2 separate regions of the Mus musculus genome follow, and region 2 is linked to region 1. The links are chromatin loops, found by intact Hi-C in ENCODE. Cell type or tissue: heart. All regions are shown on one strand. Region 1 holds the start of LOC108168713 (a long non-coding RNA gene). Region 2 holds the start of Gm52680 (a long non-coding RNA gene).

The links. Hi-C counts contacts between places; a loop is a spot of excess contacts. Peaks named below come from ENCODE experiments on the same cell type or tissue, not always from the same donor. Only the 100,000 strongest peaks of a DNase experiment are listed, where the experiment ranks them.
Region 2: it touches region 1 in a loop (3-fold over the local background); 2 of 42 quality-filtered maps call a loop at or near these places.

What each region holds. Positions count from the first base shown.
Region 1 is chr4:130,967,984-130,975,983 of GRCm38, reverse strand. LOC108168713 (a long non-coding RNA gene) reads right to left here and starts at 767. Exons shown (of 5, transcript XR_003955121.1): 1 at 721-767; 2 at 397-551. In heart, a CTCF peak has its summit at 4,515 (motif pointing left); a DNase peak (open chromatin) is centred at 3,353; H3K27me3 peaks cover 348 bases.
Region 2 is chr4:131,794,068-131,802,067 of GRCm38, reverse strand. It overlaps Ptpru (protein tyrosine phosphatase, receptor type, U), which reads left to right. Exons shown (of 31, transcript NM_001083119.2): 12 at 2,277-2,550; 13 at 3,320-3,356; 14 at 4,077-4,215; 15 at 7,078-7,107. It overlaps Gm52680 (a long non-coding RNA gene), which reads right to left and starts at 2,797. Exons shown (of 4, transcript XR_003955123.1): 1 at 2,692-2,797; 2 at 1,150-1,616; 3 at 894-1,033. In heart, no CTCF peak of the experiment used is centred here; DNase peaks (open chromatin) are centred at 4,377, 5,197 and 5,595; H3K27ac peaks cover 700 bases; H3K27me3 peaks cover 1,437 bases.

The DNA.
Region 1 (8,000 bases):
TCTGAATTGATTCCACAAATCCAGTACCAAAGGGATGTTTCTCGCATGTCTCCTGCTAAAAACCCCAAGAAAGGCTTGGATTGGCCCGTCCCAAGAGGAAGCCATCTGCTAATTGGCCAGTCCCCAGGTCACATGGCTATCACTGTGCTCTAAGAACTTTAGCAGTGGTGATTTGAGGAACTGTGATTGGCAGACTAAACGGCAAGGTTGTACCATTACCAGCTAAAGAGAGGGCTGGCCATCAGGTTCAAAACTGAGGCCACGTGATCCAGAGCCGATACGTGAGGCTTTTGAGGACCTGCCGTCTTCTGTAGGCCCTGCCCACCTACCCCACTATGACCACCCCAGACACGCTCAGAGACCCTCTTATGCGCTCCTGTTACACCACGTGCTTACCTTTGTCACAACCCTGGACAGCTGACACAGGTATGTATGTCCCTTGCCAGATATCAAGTGCTGCTGGCAGATACCTTCTTACCCACGGGCACAGAGGACACAGTGCCCGATGGTGGTTACATCCGTTACTGCGAACAGACACCTGACAGAAATGCCTTAAAGGCAGGAGGAGTTCCCTGGGCACATAGTCCCACAAGGTTCAGCCCACACCCTTCGGCTGCACTGGTGTAGCACGGCAGCAACAGCTTGTGAGGTTCAGCAAGGGCTGCTCACCTCCCCGCAGACAGGAAGGGGAGAGAGAGGGTGGGGTGGACCCGGTGTTACCTTTTTTAAGTTCCTCCAGCTAGGCCCTGCCCCCTGACAGTTCCACAACCTTCCAAAATGGTGCCATTAGCTGTGGACCTAGGGGAAGATTTCAGATCCAAGGAATCACAGGACTTTGGACAGTTTCTTCCACCTCCTCCCCCAGACTGGGCCAATTCAAACCACCAGTCAGCACAAACGGAAGAGAGAAGGAATAAGGGCGGGGTGCACCTCAGGCTCTGCTGACAATTCCACCAAAATGGCTGCAGGGTCAGGAAACATTGCCCGGAGTTGCAGTGTCACAAGGAGCTGGCCAAGGACAGGGCCATGGAGAGTGGCCCTTTAGATGTAAAGATCCTCTGCCATCCTGCAGCCTGCCTCCTGAAGCTGTCAGCCATCTGGGGCCACCGCCCGGGTCCTCGGCTTCCTGTGGCCTCCGACAACTGCTGTGTAGCGAAGCAATGTCTTCTGGGTACAGATGGCAGGGGAAAGTTCCATATGCACACGCAGGCACGCAGAAGACTCGGCCAGGACACGTGTGTGTGTGTGTGTGTGTGTGTGTGTGTGTGTGTGTGTGTGTGTGTATAAAAGAGAGAGAAGATATGATTATATCTGTGCATGGATGTGTGTGAAGATAACCGTGTGAGTAAATGTATATGTGTGAATGGATGAGTGTGTGTTTGTGTGTGTGTGTGTGAGTGTGTGTGTGTGAGTGTATAGACATGTGTGAGTGAGTATCGGTGGATGTGTATATAGATGCATGTGTGTGATTGTGTGTGCATGTGTGTGAGTGTGTGTAGGCGTGAATGTATGAGTATTGTGTGAGTGTATATGTATATATGTAAGTGCATGTATTTGACTGTGTGTGTACCAATGCGTGTGAGTGTGTATGTCTGTGTCTCTATTCGGATGCTCATAGGTGTGGGAGAGTGTGAGTGTGTTGTGTAGGTGTAGCTTTTTACAGGGGTGCTATGAATCCAAACATGGTCCTCACGTCTCATAGCAAGCACTCTTACCACCGAGGCATCTCTCCAGCCCTAGAACTTTCATGGGGAGGGGAAAAAAATGAAGGAATCTAAATATCTGTCAGTAGGAAAGTGATTAAAAGAAAAAGATACGCCGGGCCACCAAGCCTGGTGTAAGGCCTCGTTCTGTTTTTTAATAGGGTCCATGCTCCATATGTACTAACAGGGAGAGGTGTCTGAGCTGCTGCTGATGGGGGAAAGTGAGATGCACAAACATGCATATTGCATGATAGCTTTATGTTTTGTAAAACATCCATTAAAAATGCATGCGTCTGTCTGTGCGTCTGGAGAGGCATGGAAACGGTCCATGAGGGTCTCTCACAGCCCTGAAAGCAGCAGTTAGGTGGACAGGATTCAGATGTGGGGAGCCAGGCCAGGGAACTTGGGGGTTTTGTCTAAATTGTTTCACTCTGTTACAAAGAGAATAGATGCGCATAGCACTCGCATAATTGGAAAAGAGCCGAGGGGTGGATGGGGCGCTTGGCAGCCTTGCCAAGAATAGCGGGAGAACTCCCCAACAACCCAGGCGACCACCTGAAAGGAACCCGCTCAACAAACCCTGGTTCCTTTAACAAAAGGCTGCCTGGCAACTGCTGAGGGAGATGGGACAGATCCAAGTGGGAAAACGTTCTCAAAAGCTGCAAAATGATGCTCGAAGTACAAACTGTGGTTTTTAAAAGGAAGGCAAGTTATTCTACCCCGGCGGGGGTTGGGGGAGGGGAGAGAAATCCCTTCCAGACCTCTGTGGAGAGGGATCAAGAGACTGCGATGCAAAGACCAGGGTTAAGATCCAGTGGCCCCTTTACCCAGTCTTAAAAAGGACACCAGCAGGGACCTGGGAAGATGGCTTAGTCGGTAAAGCACTTACCACTCAAGCATGAAGACCTGAGTTCAAATCCCCAGCACCCACTTGAAAAGCCAAAGATGGCAGTACTGGGGAGGCTGAGGCAGGAGGACCCCTGGGACTCACTGAGCTCCAGATTCAGTGGGAGACCTCACCTCCGGCTTGGGGAAGAAGACATTTAAAATTCTCACATACTTCTTTATTGCTTGATTTTAACAGTGAATTCAGATCACTTTGTATGTGTGTGTGTGTGTGTGTGTGTGTGTGTAATGCTTTGGGAATGGAACCTCACCTATGACTGTTGCATACTCTATCTGTGAGCTACATCGCCAACCCTTTGAGTAACAGGATCCTACAAAGTTACCCAAGCTGGCCTTGAACTTACAATCCTCCTGCCTCAGCCTCCCAACTAGATGAGATTATAGGCCTGTGATGTCAGGACCCTCCCATTAATCCCACTTTTAAAAATCTAATAAAGGTCTGGGATTGTAGCTCAATGGTACAGCAGTTGTCTGGAACGTGTGAGGCCCCGGTTTGCATCCCAAGCACTGCAAACATCATCGGAAAACTGAGACTAGCCAACCTCCCTGTGCCTGTGGTGATCCATCCTGCCAGGCTCTCCCCTTGGCTCTGTCTTGGCATGCACGTCTGGGCTGTCCCTGGCTGTAGCCTCTGAGAGCACATGATGGCTGCCAGTTCCACCCTGACAACACTGCCTGCAATTCTAACACTGTGATTGTAAAGGAGCACAGATAAAATGAAACAGACTCTCTCCAAACACACCCCCTCCCTGCCAAGGGCCCAGGACCAGGGGGACCGAAGGAAGGTGGGTGACAAGCAGTCTCCTGTCTCCTGCCTGCACTCTGTGATTTAATATCATTTTGACATTTCTCCAGCTGAGTGGCAGCCAGGGCTCCAGTCGCATGAAATCAGGCAGATAAAAGCCAGAGCAGAGGGCGCTGAGACCTTGGCTCCCTGTCATTTTGTCACCGGCTCTCCCAGAGGCGAGCCGGCGCATTAAGCTGCCGAAGTCAATAATGAAATAGATCGGGAATGAAGGTGGAAAGAGATTGAGAACCCACAAAAATTTGCTATGTACTCGAGAGTCCCAGGGAGAAGGGCCACCACCGGGGTTCTGTGCAATTGTATAGGGGATACCCCGGACTGCTGGCAATGGAGTTGAGGGGTTCCATCCCATGAGCTGAACATCTTCTGTGCACACAGCCAGGATACCACCACAAACAAGCTAGGCAAGGCGAGAAGCCCCAGATAATCACCACGACTATCTTCATTTTCTTTTCCTGTTACTATGACAAAACACACTGACAAAGGCTACTCATGGAGGGGAGAGATTTTTGAGGTCACAGTTCAGGGAGCGGTCCCACCATGGGGAGGAAGTTAAGGCATGGGGGCCGGGGTGGGTGGGGAGGGGGAAGTGCCTGAAGCAGCTAGCCTCACAGGGCCCACTGCAATTCTAAGAGTACAAAAGATACACCCCTGGTCCTCAGCTTCCTCCATCCGTTCCTGCAGCTCCCTTCCCAGCCAGGGAATGGTGCCGCCCACAGTGGGCTGGTCCTCCCACCTCACTTACTCCAGTCTAGATAATCGGTATCTCCAAGGCCCTTTCCCTGGGTGATTCTAGGTTTTGTCAGGTTGACAATTAACCTTCATCATCCCAGTAATGAGTTTGTAGTCTAATAATGCTAAATATGTAATCATCTCTGTTTGCTTGTCTATTGAGGTCCTAAATCCTCAGCATTCTTTTTTTTTTTAATTTCATACACAAAAATACCTTCTGAAGGGCTGAAGAGATGGCTCAATGGTTAAGAGCACTTGTCACTCTTCCAGAGAACCCAGGTTCAATCCCCAGCACCCACATAGCAGCTCACAACCCTCTGTAATTCCAGTTCCAGGAAATCTGATGCCCTCTTCTGGCTTCTGTGGGTACTGCATACCCATGGTGCACAGGCAAACATACAAAGTACCCATGCACATAAAATAAATACTTTAAATATAAAAAGAAAAAAGACACTTTTTAATGCAAAAAAAGAAAAGAAAGAAAGAACGCTTTTGTAAATACAAAGCAAGGGAAAACACTTTTTAATACAAAAGGGAAAACACTTCATGTGTATAAAAAAAGATTAATACAAAAAAAGGAAAAAAAACACTTTTGTTAACACAAAAAAAGAAAAAACACTTTTTAAAATTTTTAAATAAAAAAGAAGCTCTGAAGTGATTCGAGGAAAATGTGAGGCTCTCAGGAGCTAAGACAGCTCCCACTGAGAAGCACTTAGTAACAGACAAAGCACTGGGCTTTGAACACAGACCTGCCTTGTGTGCACCCGTCTCTCTGTCTACACCGCACGCTAAGTGGGCAAAAGTCTCCCTCCTTCCCCAAACACCTGAGCCTCAAGTCCTGCTTGAACTTTGTGTAGCTATCCTTCAACCTCATGCAGCTAGCTGGATCCAGCCTTCTAGGGGCTGCTGCAACCGGTGAGATGCTGTGTTAATCTGCCCACTGAGAACTTGGAGCTGTGTGGAGCTGGGGGTTCAGCTGAGGACAGCAGAGCAGGTGCCCGCTCTCTGGGATAACCTTCTACAGGATTTGGACATTCCCAGAAAGTCAGGAAAAAACTAAGCCAGGGTTTTGGTTTTGGTTGGTTGGTTGGCTGGCTGGCTGGCTGGCTGGCTGGCTGGCTGGTTGGTTGGTTGGTTGGTTGGTTGGTTGGTTGGTTGGTTTGTTGGTTGGTTCGTTGGTTAGTTGGTTGGCTGGTTAGTTGACTGGCTGGTTGGTTGACTGGCTGGTTGATTGAGTGGCTGGTTGGTTGTTTGGTTGGTTGTTTGGTTGGTTGGCTGGTTGGTTGACTGGCTGGTTAGTTGACTGGCTGGCTGGTTGGTTGGTTGGTTGGTTGGTTAGTTGGTTGATTGGTTGATTGACTGGCTGGTTGGTTGGTTGGTTGGTTGGTTGACTGGCTGGCTAGTTGGTTGGTTGGTTGGTTGGTTGGTTGGTTGGTTGGTTGGCTAGTTGGCTGGTTGGCTGGTTGGCTAGTTGACTGATTGGATGACTGGCTGGCTGGTTGGTTGGTTGGTTGGTTGGCTGGCTGGCTGGCTGGCTGTTTGGTTAGTTGGTTGGCTGGTTGGTTGACTGGCTGGATGGATGGTTGGTTGGTTGGTTGGTTGGTTGGTTGGTTGGTTGGTTGATTGGTTGGTTGGTTGGTTGGCTGGTTGGCTGGTTGGCTAGTTGACTGATTGGCTGGCTGGCTGGCTGGCTGGCTGGTTAGTTGGTTGGTTGATTGGTTGGTTGGTTGGCTGGCTGGCTGTTTGGTTAGTTGGTTGGCTGGTTGACTGGCTGGCTGGCTGGCTGGTTGGTTGGTTGGTTGGTTGGTTGGTTAGCTGACTGGCTGGTTGATTCATTGTTTTGGGAAGCATTTTTGGTGGTTTGTTTTCTTTTTGTTTTGGGGGTCAGAGGTCAATCTCAGGTGTCCCTCCCAGGAGCCATTGATCTTGTTTTCTGAAACAGAATCTCTCACAGGGATCTGGAGCTTGCTGGATCAGCTAGGATGGCTAGCCAGTGACTACAGGGATCCTTTCTTCTCCACCCGCCCTGTGGTGAGATGACAAGAACTTGGCACCAATTTCACACAGATCCTGGAAATTAAACTTGGTCCCCGTGCTTGCACAAGAGCCACGTTCCCTGCCTGATGCTTACTCGTTTCTGTTTTAATTAGTTCGTTTTTTTATTATCGTACGTTAACTTTACGTAGTCATGGAGTAGTGTGACAGATCCCTATGCACATATAGCACACACTGATTGGATCTAGCTTCACACACACACACCCGCTCTCCCCCTCATCCCCTTCCCAACCTTCAGTGATCACCACCACTCTCTGTTGCTGTCCACTTCTCCCTATCTATGAGAACAAACACATCTGCTTGCCTGTCTGCAGTTGCTTCTTCCACCTGGCCTCAGCCACGTTGCCACCAATGAGAAGATCCCCATCTTTGCGGCTGAGTAATATTCCCTTTGTACATGCATACACATTCTCCTTCTTGTGGAGATGGGAACCTGGGCTAATTCTGATCTCGGCCATTTGTGCTCATTGCCGTCATGAACAGAGGCAGGGGTCTCCTTAGGTTGCTGGATTCCTTTGCCAATGCCACTCTCATGACAGCAGGTGGATTCCCAGAGAGAAGCTGATGTGTGACAATCACCTCCATCCCTGCCAGCCCCAGACCTCTGCTCCCTCCATCCCTGCAAAGTGACATTGACACAACACCTCACCTTGAAGAGTCCTAGGCATGCAAACCCACACTGAGTGACACAGCGCCAAGCTGCTGGGTTTTTTGCTCTATTTTACTTTATTTCTCTTCCCAACAAGCTGATTTGACACCGTGTCAATCAACTTGAACTCCAGGATGCAGCTTCTCCCTCCATGTCTCCCTCCTCCTGCCAAAGCACGGCTGCCCAGATAATCCTCTTGATCCCCACAAGTGACCCTGCTCTCCACCCAAGCCTGTGTTGGGCCCTCAACAGCATCTACTCCACTCCTCACCTAGAATCCTTGGTGAACAAGGACACCTGAACCCCCAAAACTTCCGATTTCTCACCACCGCCCACTCCTTCCTTCTGGAGGACACAGACTGCATCACCACAGGCAAGCCTCCGCCCCAGTCAAGGTCTCATTGTCCCCTCTGTACAGTGGGACCCAGAGGTTACTCTGCATCACTGAGAAGTCTCAGGGCCTGTGGCTTGCAGAATAGGACAGTCCTTCCCTGCGCTGCAAACCCGGAGTCAGCACATGGTAGGACCAGGCCTCATGGACTCTGAGCAATGACCTTCATCAGACCTGCCATTTACAGCCCAGGCTTAGCCCACCACCTTCCTGCCTCCCATGACTGCTTCTGTACCGTCCACACTCCAACCCCAGGACCACAACAACAGCAGGGACTGAGGGTTTCTGTCCAACTTGGGGCCAATATTCCAGCAGTCAAGTGGCCATCCTTATTTCTGGGAAAGATGTTATCACCACCTGAGAAGATGCAGTAAGACAGACCTGACATTAGGCAGGGACTGCTTGCTCTCTGGTAAAAGCTACCTGTCACTCCTGTCCTGGCTCTCTCCTCCCCTGACTCCCACAAGCCTCTGACACTCCCAAGCAACTAGCTGAAAAGCATGCCCACTGTCTGTCTGTCTGTCTGTCTGTCTGTCTCTTTCTCTCTCTCTCTCTCTCTCTCTCTCTCTGTGTGTGTGTGTGTGTGTGTGTGTGTGTGTGTGTGTGTGTCTATCTCTCTATCTCTGTCTCTTTCTCTCTGTCTCTGTCTCTCTGTCTCTCTCTGTGTCTGTATCTCTCTCTGTCTCTGTCAGTCTCTCTGTTTGTCTCTCTGTATCTCTCTCTGTCTCTGTCTGTCTATCTCTCTTTGTGTCTGTCTGT
Region 2 (8,000 bases), 830 kb before region 1:
CTCTGTTCTGGGGTACAGATAGGGAGGGTGTGTGGGGGCATCTCAGGGTTGCCTCTGAGGAGTGTTTGGCATGGAGATGTGAGGGTGGGTGAGGGGCACATAGTGGAATCAGTATGAGTCTGCATGCATCTGAGAAGGTGAGGGTGTTCACGCAGGTGTGACTCACGGTCAGCCTGACAGTGTGCCAGGGCTTCATGTGCACGGTCATTTACCCTCATGGGACCCCGTTCAGAGCACGTGATTAGTCATGCTAGCAAAACAACTGAAGAGAGGAGTCAATTTGGCTTACGGTTTTAGAGGTTTCAGTCCAGGGATGCTTCAACCTATGCATGCAGACAGAGCATCAGGGTGGCGAGGACGTGCTGGGGCTGGGTGGTGACTTACCTCAGGGTAAGTGGAAAACAGAGAGAGAATGCCTGGGTTCAAGCCGGCTAGCTTTCTCCTTCCCTGACTCCATTCCATCTGTACCTTCAGCCCATGGGATGATGCCCCCATGCTTATAACAGGTCTTCCACTCTTAGGTGGTCCTCTCTGGACACACCATTGTTCACATGCCCAGAGGTGTGCTTTGCCAGTCTCCTAGGTGTTTCTCAATTTAGTCAAGCTGCCGGCCATGTTAGCTGTCTTAACCTGCAAAACCTCTGCTGTGTATGTGTGTCCACATGTATGCGTATGCTGGAGTACAGACGGAGTGTGTGTGGGGGGTCATTTTGGGGTTGCCTTTGTGGTATGTTCGTCAAGGAGATGGAGGGTGGGTGTGGCTCTTTTGGAAGTCTGGAGCTCCTCTGGCCTTGGGTATCCTCCTTTAGTGGGGACTGGTGGCTGTTCCATGTAGGTGGTGCCCTGGGCAGTCCTCCATCTTCCTACCCTACCCTTTAACTTCTCTTCCTTACCTGCTGGGTCTCTCCATATTTACCACAACAGCCTGCCTGGAGCTGACTCTCAGACCCCTGCAATGTTATGTTATTTTCTGAAGCCTCCGGGTCCTTGTGTGGCATCATCTTGAGGGATCCTGTGAGGTGGACTGGCCAAGCTAGATGGAAACAGGGAGATGGGACATGGTGGGCAGGTGACCCTGGCATGTCCCCTCATCTCTTTGAGGCTCCTTTTTCTTAGATATCATTCCAGCTCGAGGCTAATATGAGTTACCTTCGACATCTCCAGGGAGCACTTGAGGCTGGAGGAGGCTTGACACAAGCCTAGAGGGACCTGGGCTGGTGTTTGTAGCAATTTTGTGACAGGTAGTAAGCTGACTCCATGCACCTGGTATTGGATGGAACGTCAAGGGCTTTCCTGCTTCCCAGAGCATAGGTTGGCAGGCAGGGTGTCACAGGTGGGCATCACAGGTGGGCAACACAGATGGGTGTCACAGGTGGGCATCACAGGTGGGTGTCACAGGTGGGTGTCACAGGTGGGCGTCACAGGTGGGCGTCACAGATGGGTGTCACAGATGGGTGTCACAGGTGGGTATTACAAGTGGGTGTCACAGGAGGGTGTCACAGGTGGGCATCACAGGTGGGAGACACAGATGGGCATCACAGGTGGGAGTCACGGGTGGGCATCACAGGTAGGTGTCACAGAAGGATGTCACAGGTGAGCATCACAGACGGAGCTAGCTGTAAGGGAAATATTTAAACACACCAGACCCCACACAGTTCACTCTGGCCTAGTCCCACAGTGGACTGGAGGAGCCCACAGCGGAAGCCCACCGAACTGTGGTGGTCAAGAGTGGAGACATAAGTAGAGCATGAGGGCCCTATGGGACACAGTGGCTCCAGTTTGTGGACAGAGGGCTGCCTTAGGGTTTCCAGGGCTCTAGACAGCACTAGGATATGCTTGTTTGCTTAGTGAGATAGTCTCTTTCCTGCTGTGGATAGATGGTTCTGGGAGGCTAGGTTCCTTAGTAGCAGCACAGGGCCTCTCATCTGAGCACCACAAATGTGGCCTGGCCCTTGTCATCCTTTACCCAGGGAAGAGCCATTGTTTCCGTGTTCCAGGTTTTGCTTCGCACATACGAGGGCTCATTGATGAGGTTCAGTGCATAGGGTTGATTCTTACAGTGCAGGGCTACAGGTGGTGTTAGCAATAACAATGGCACTCGTTAGCTACGTGCCATTTCTGTCCACACCCTGGGTCACTCCCATCTTGCAGAGGAGGAAACTGAGGCCCCGGAGCATCTGTGGCTTGCTGGTCTAGAAAGAGGCAGAGTTAAAGCCCCCGACCTTTACCACCTGAAGGCTCTCTTTGGTCACCTGCAATCTCTCCTCCCTGTCCAGCGTCTACCAGGTGGTTGTGGAGGAAGAGCGGCCACGGCGCTTGCGGCGGGAGCCCGGAGCTCAGGACTGCTTCTCGGTACCTCTGACCTTTGAGACGGCCCTGGCTCGCGGCCTGGTGCACTACTTTGGGGCTGAACTGGCTGCCAGCAGCCTGCTTGAGGCCATGCCCTTCACCGTGGGTGACAACCAGACCTATCGTGGCTTCTGGAACCCACCGCTTGAGCCCAGAAAGGCCTATCTCATCTATTTCCAGGCAGCAAGCCACCTGAAAGGGGTGAGGGGCCGGCTGGGTCCTGGTGGTGTAGGCTGGCATAGTGGGTGGTAGGGTGGGGAGCCTTTGGGGAGACCTGTCACTGAGGCCTGAAACCTGATCCTAGACCTCTCTGTAGGCTAACCCCCTTCCATTGAGCCTTACCCTCCTGGTCCGAGGTCTTCCCACAGACGCCCCAACACTCCTGCTGTCCAGGCCCCCTTGCTTGCCTTCTTTCAGATGCTGAAGAAGCCCGCCTCCAGAGATCCAGGCCCCACCCCCACCCCAGGCCCCACCCCACCCAGGCCCCACCTCCAGAGGACCAGGCCCCACCTCCATCCCAGGCCCCACCCCACCCCAGGCCCCATCTCCCGAGGTTCAGGCCCCACCTCCATTCCAGGCCCCATCCCCACCCCAGGCCCCACCCCACCCAGGCCCCACCTCCAGAGGACCAGGCTCCCTCCCCCACCCCCCCTGACTCTCCCCTCCTCCCTGAGCTCTGCCCTCTTCTTTTGGCTTCTGGCTCTTCAGTGCCCCAGCCCTGGCTTCTCTCACTGTTCAGCAGAGCCCTGGATCTAGTTCCTGTCCTCGTGTCTGAGACCCCACCCCACTTTCCGATGCTGTGTTTGTGTCCTCTGATCTCACTGGGCTTAAGGCACAGCTCTGTGGAGTGTCCTTAGTTAACACTTTGCAGCTGACACATGAGCCCTTACTAGCTCAGTCCAAGCGTTTCTGTTCCGTGGCGTGTGCGTTTGGCTTTTGTGTCTCTGAGCCCCTTTATCTGTACTTCCAGGAAACCCGACTGAACTGCATCCGAATTGCCAGGAAAGGTGAGTCCACTAGGTAGCTTCAGCCCTGCCCAGGCCCGGCCTCTCATTCTTGCAGCTCCCGGGGACCCAGGGCTAAGGGAGCAGACAGGACTACGGGAGCATAAAGCTGCGATTGACTGTGGTCAGAAAGGGTTTCCCCTTCTGGCCCACTTCAACGGCTTCTCGTAAGCGGGACATCAGGCCACCTCTTCCACCTTTTACACTTCCCATAGTGATGGAAGGGACTCTGACAGAGACAGGGACCAGTCTGTGGAGAGAAAGCCATTGAGCTTGTGTCTTGAGGGTGATGGTGACTGGTCCCTGGTTCTGGGGAGAGACCGATGGGGATAGACAGGGAGACTGTGATGTGAGTCCCTCTTCTTGACACGGGATGTGGTTGGTTACATCTTAGGATGTATCATCTGTGACACAGATACTTTATCCATTCCATCACCTGGCAGGTGGGCAAGAGGGTAGTTCCGAAGGCCCAGGGTGCCCCCAGTTCTCGAGAGATCCTGGGGGAAGCCTTAAGAAGGCTGAGCTAGAATATGGAGGCGGGGCTATTGGCTGAGAGGCGGGGTTAGGAGACCTATCTCTGGTTGAACAGTGGAGCAGTGCCTAGATGCAGAGCTGGGCCTCTGCGCATGCGTGTTTATGCAACCTGTTTGGGGCCTCGATACTCAAATCCCGGCCTGGGTGGCCTTTGCCCCTTTGCTTCTCTGTCCTCTTTGTTCTCCCCAGCTGCGTGCAAGGAGAGCAAGCGACCCCTCGAAGTGTCCCAGAGATCGGAGGAGATGGGGCTCATCCTGGGCATCTGTGCAGGTGGTCTTGCCGTCCTCATTCTCCTCCTGGGGGCCATCATTGTCATCATCCGCAAAGGGTGAGTGGGGCCAGTGCCCTGACCCACCGGGGGGGGGGCCTCTACTCCTGGAAAGCCTGCTGGGTACAGAGGAGCGATGGCTGGGGTTGGTAGAGCAGCTCGTCTGGTGGCAAAGTATGTGGAGGGTTGCCAGCCTGGGCATTGGGCCTGTGGATTAACACACACTGGGCAGTGGGAGTCAGAGACTCAGCCATTGTCGTGGCTGGAGCACCGGTCTGGCTGGTGCCAGGTACTACTATCCAGGAATGAATGTTCTGCTTGGTGCCAAGGAGCTGTGTTGGAAGCAGGCACTGCTGTCGCTTTGCCTAAGGGGCTGTTCCAATAGGAAGGGATGGAGACTTCCCTGACTATGACTTGGCCCTCTAGCCAGGGTATCTGCCCTGACTGATTGCAGGCCCAGAGCCCCCTGAGTGAGAGAGCTGCCAGGGGGTTGAAGAACATCTGGTCTAGTGTTTAGAATGGTGTTAAAGCAACAGAGCATGGCAAAGCTGATAATCTCCCTCGCTATATAGAGTGCTTCCCTAGCACGCATGAAGCCCCAGGTTCAGTCCCCGGCTTGGGATAAACCAGAAATGATGTCACACACGTGACATTTCAGAGATGGATGGAAGAAGGATCAAAAAGTTCAAGGCCATCTTTGTCATCCCTGCTGTACACTGGGTTGCCTGGGCTACAAGAGATCTTGTTTCAAAACAAGACAAAAATCTCAAAGAAACAAAACAAAAATTATACCCCCTTCCCCGTAGCACGGGAGCACAGGGCATTACGCAGAGTTGGAGGCAGGGTGGGAACCCCTAAGACCCCTCTGCCTGCAGCCACAACTAACAACCTCATTCTCACCAGGCGTGCCCAGACCATGGTGGCTCATGCACCTTAATTGAGCCCTAGAGGTGTCAGTGGACCTGTCCAAGGTCACCCTAGGAGCCAGAGGCAGAGCCAGCCTCCTCCTTCCCCATCTGGACTCTGGCTTCTGTAGCCCCTGCTGCTGCCAGGCTGGGCACACACAGGCCGGTTGGCAGAGCTCACGGGGCTGCCAGGAGTAGATAAGTAGAATCTGGGGAGTGGGGAGAAAAAGCTGGCGAGGGCCATCAGCCACGGAGGTAAGGTGTGCCCGTGGAATGGAGACTGTGTGTGTGGGATGGCCTATCCTGGGCTAGGGCTCAGATTTTTCTTTTTCATCTGAAGTCCCAGAAGAGTGTCTTGAGACACAGTATTTTTAATAACCACTTAATGAGGAATGACTGTGTGCCAGGAGCGATAGCTACTGAGTACCCAGAATGTGCCAGACGAGGTTCTGGCACTTGGGATCTATCCTAGAACATTTCCTTCTTGGATCCTGACAAACAGCGGGTCTGCCTCCCTTCTCACCGACGGAGAAGCTGTAATTAAAGCGAGTTGCCTGTGTCACTAAGGTAAAGTGGTAGGGCTTGCTCTGGACTCAGGCCTCGCTACAAATGGGAAGGCCCCCACTGGAGGCTCCCTGCCAATGGCAGATCTCTGCAGTCGTGCCCAGCAGAGGCCCAAGAGGGCCCTCTAAGTAGGGTGCAGGTGTAGAAGGCTACAAGGGGGCTGCTGGAGTGTGTTTTAGTTCCTAGGGCTCTCCCCTGTGGGGAGAGAATGGGTTATGCGGTATATCATCCTTTCTCCTTGCAAACAGAGCCTCTGGCCAGGACAGGGTGGGGGTCACAGATGTAGTCAGGGTGTCACTAGTCAGGGTGTCACTAGGAGACAGCTCCATTAGACAGTCACTAACTCACATGTCAGCACTGTCCAGGCTGTCTCTGACACCCCTCAGACCCTTTTCTTCTTCAGTACTGTGCTTTGCTCTTTCCACTGTGTCCAGTCACTGTGTCCCCCGCTCCTGCCCTTGGGGAGCCAGCACACTCCTCAGGGCTCCCCCAGTTTGCATTTTGGGGTGGCTTGGAACAGAGCAGGATCTGAAGAGGTTCCAGAACAGCCCGTGTTGCAAACGTAGTGGACAGAAGAGGGGGGCATGGTGGCAACCCCTGGGCTTGATGGAGCCTTGGGAGGGAGTTCCTGGGCCAGGGTCCTGAGACAAGTATTCTGAGACGGGGGGACTCTGGCTTTTGCCATGACAACCTGTGACTTAGTGTCCTCATCTGTGAAATGGGATTTTTTTTTTCAGTGCTGGAGAGTAAGCTCTGAGCCTTGAGCACACTAGGCAAGTGTTTTACCAATCAACAACAGTCTTCCTTCAATGAGAAGCTTTTCATACATGCCTTGGGTGGCCAGTGAGAGGGTGGCCTAGTTCCTTAATGAGCCCCATAGACAGGGTCAGTCAAGGTGGGAAGAGTGAGCCCTAGGCTTACCTAGGTGTCCTGCTGGGGCCTCTATACCCTGCTGGGGCTTCTTTACCCTGCCTCTCCTTGTCCTTAGCTAGTCTCCTTCCTAGGCTGGGGTGTATGCTTGGGGCTGACTGCTCAGGAATTGTGGAGGCTGCAGAGAAGAGTCTGAGGGTAGGGGCTGTCTGTGAAGCAGACATGGATGAGAGAAAGTACCTTTGAGTGTTTGAATATATGTGTGCCAGTGTGTTTCTGTATATGATTATATGTGAATCTCTCTTTGGAGTGTATCTGTTGATGTGAGTGTGCAATGTGTGTGCGCGCACATGTTTGTCTCTGCACATGCATTACGTGTATGCACAAAAGCATCCCTCAGACTCTTCACCTGCCTCTGCAGCACACTTAGGGAAGATTCTGGAAGATTCAGGCTTTTAGCCCAAGTATACAGTGACTACGTCTGGTCAGCCTTTAGATTGAGGATGGCCCCTTGACCTGTGTGGTCCCTTCCTCCTGGGAGGGAAGCCTAGTAACACTGCTGTTTCTCTTTGCACGCTGCCAGGAGGGACCGCTATGCCTACTCTTACTACCCGTGAGTAGTTCTGACCACCTGGGGCTCCGGGGCCTGCCCTCCCCACCACCATCTTCTTCTCTGGCTTTGTCAATGTCCCTTTCCATGGCTCACTCTCCCTCCTGGCAGTGCTCCTCTGCCACAGCACTGACTCTGGAGGGAGCTGGTGCTGCAATCCTCCCCAGCTACCCTGCAGCTTGCTGCACCTTCCTGGGCTTCTCTGACCCCTCTCCACCAAGGTTCACCCCACCCCCAGCTTCCTGTACCTGTCCCCCACCCTGCTGGTTCCCAGCCCCAGCCCCCAGCTTTCCTCCCTTCACTCCGAGGAATTGCTGACATGGCTGCTTTCCCTCCTGTGATTTGGTGCAGATAATTTTTGAACCTAAATTCAGAACTTTCGAGTGTGTGCATTAAATTCTGTCTGCCTCCTCTCACACTGGGATCAGCCAGAGGCCAGTGGAGTCAGGTGTTCCCCCCCACCCCTCAGCCCCCGTGCTCTGTCTCCTGTGGACCTGATGGGTTTGATTTTGTAATTTTTCCAAGGAGGCTGACAGCCCCTGGCTTGGAATAGAGCCTTGTGGTGCACCACTGGAGACGGCCTTCTAGGCCAGTATCCGCTCACTGAAGGGTTCTCTTGGGTTTCACTGTTCAGCCAGCTTGGCAGGGTCTTCTCAGCATCCACATGGGCCCTAGGTCATTTCCATGTGGGCTTCTTGCCTTTTCAGCCATCGAGAGGCACAGCTGTGCCCTCTGTCTCTTACCTTCCCGAAGTGCCTGGAGTCACAGCCTGAGGTTTCCACCTATGCAGGGTCCCTAGCTCTCTCCTCCCCTCCTCTGCATTCATTTGCTGGCCAGGCAGGTGACAGGGTTTCACAACAGGTGTTCCCTGGGAGGCCCCTGTGCTTGCAGAGCAG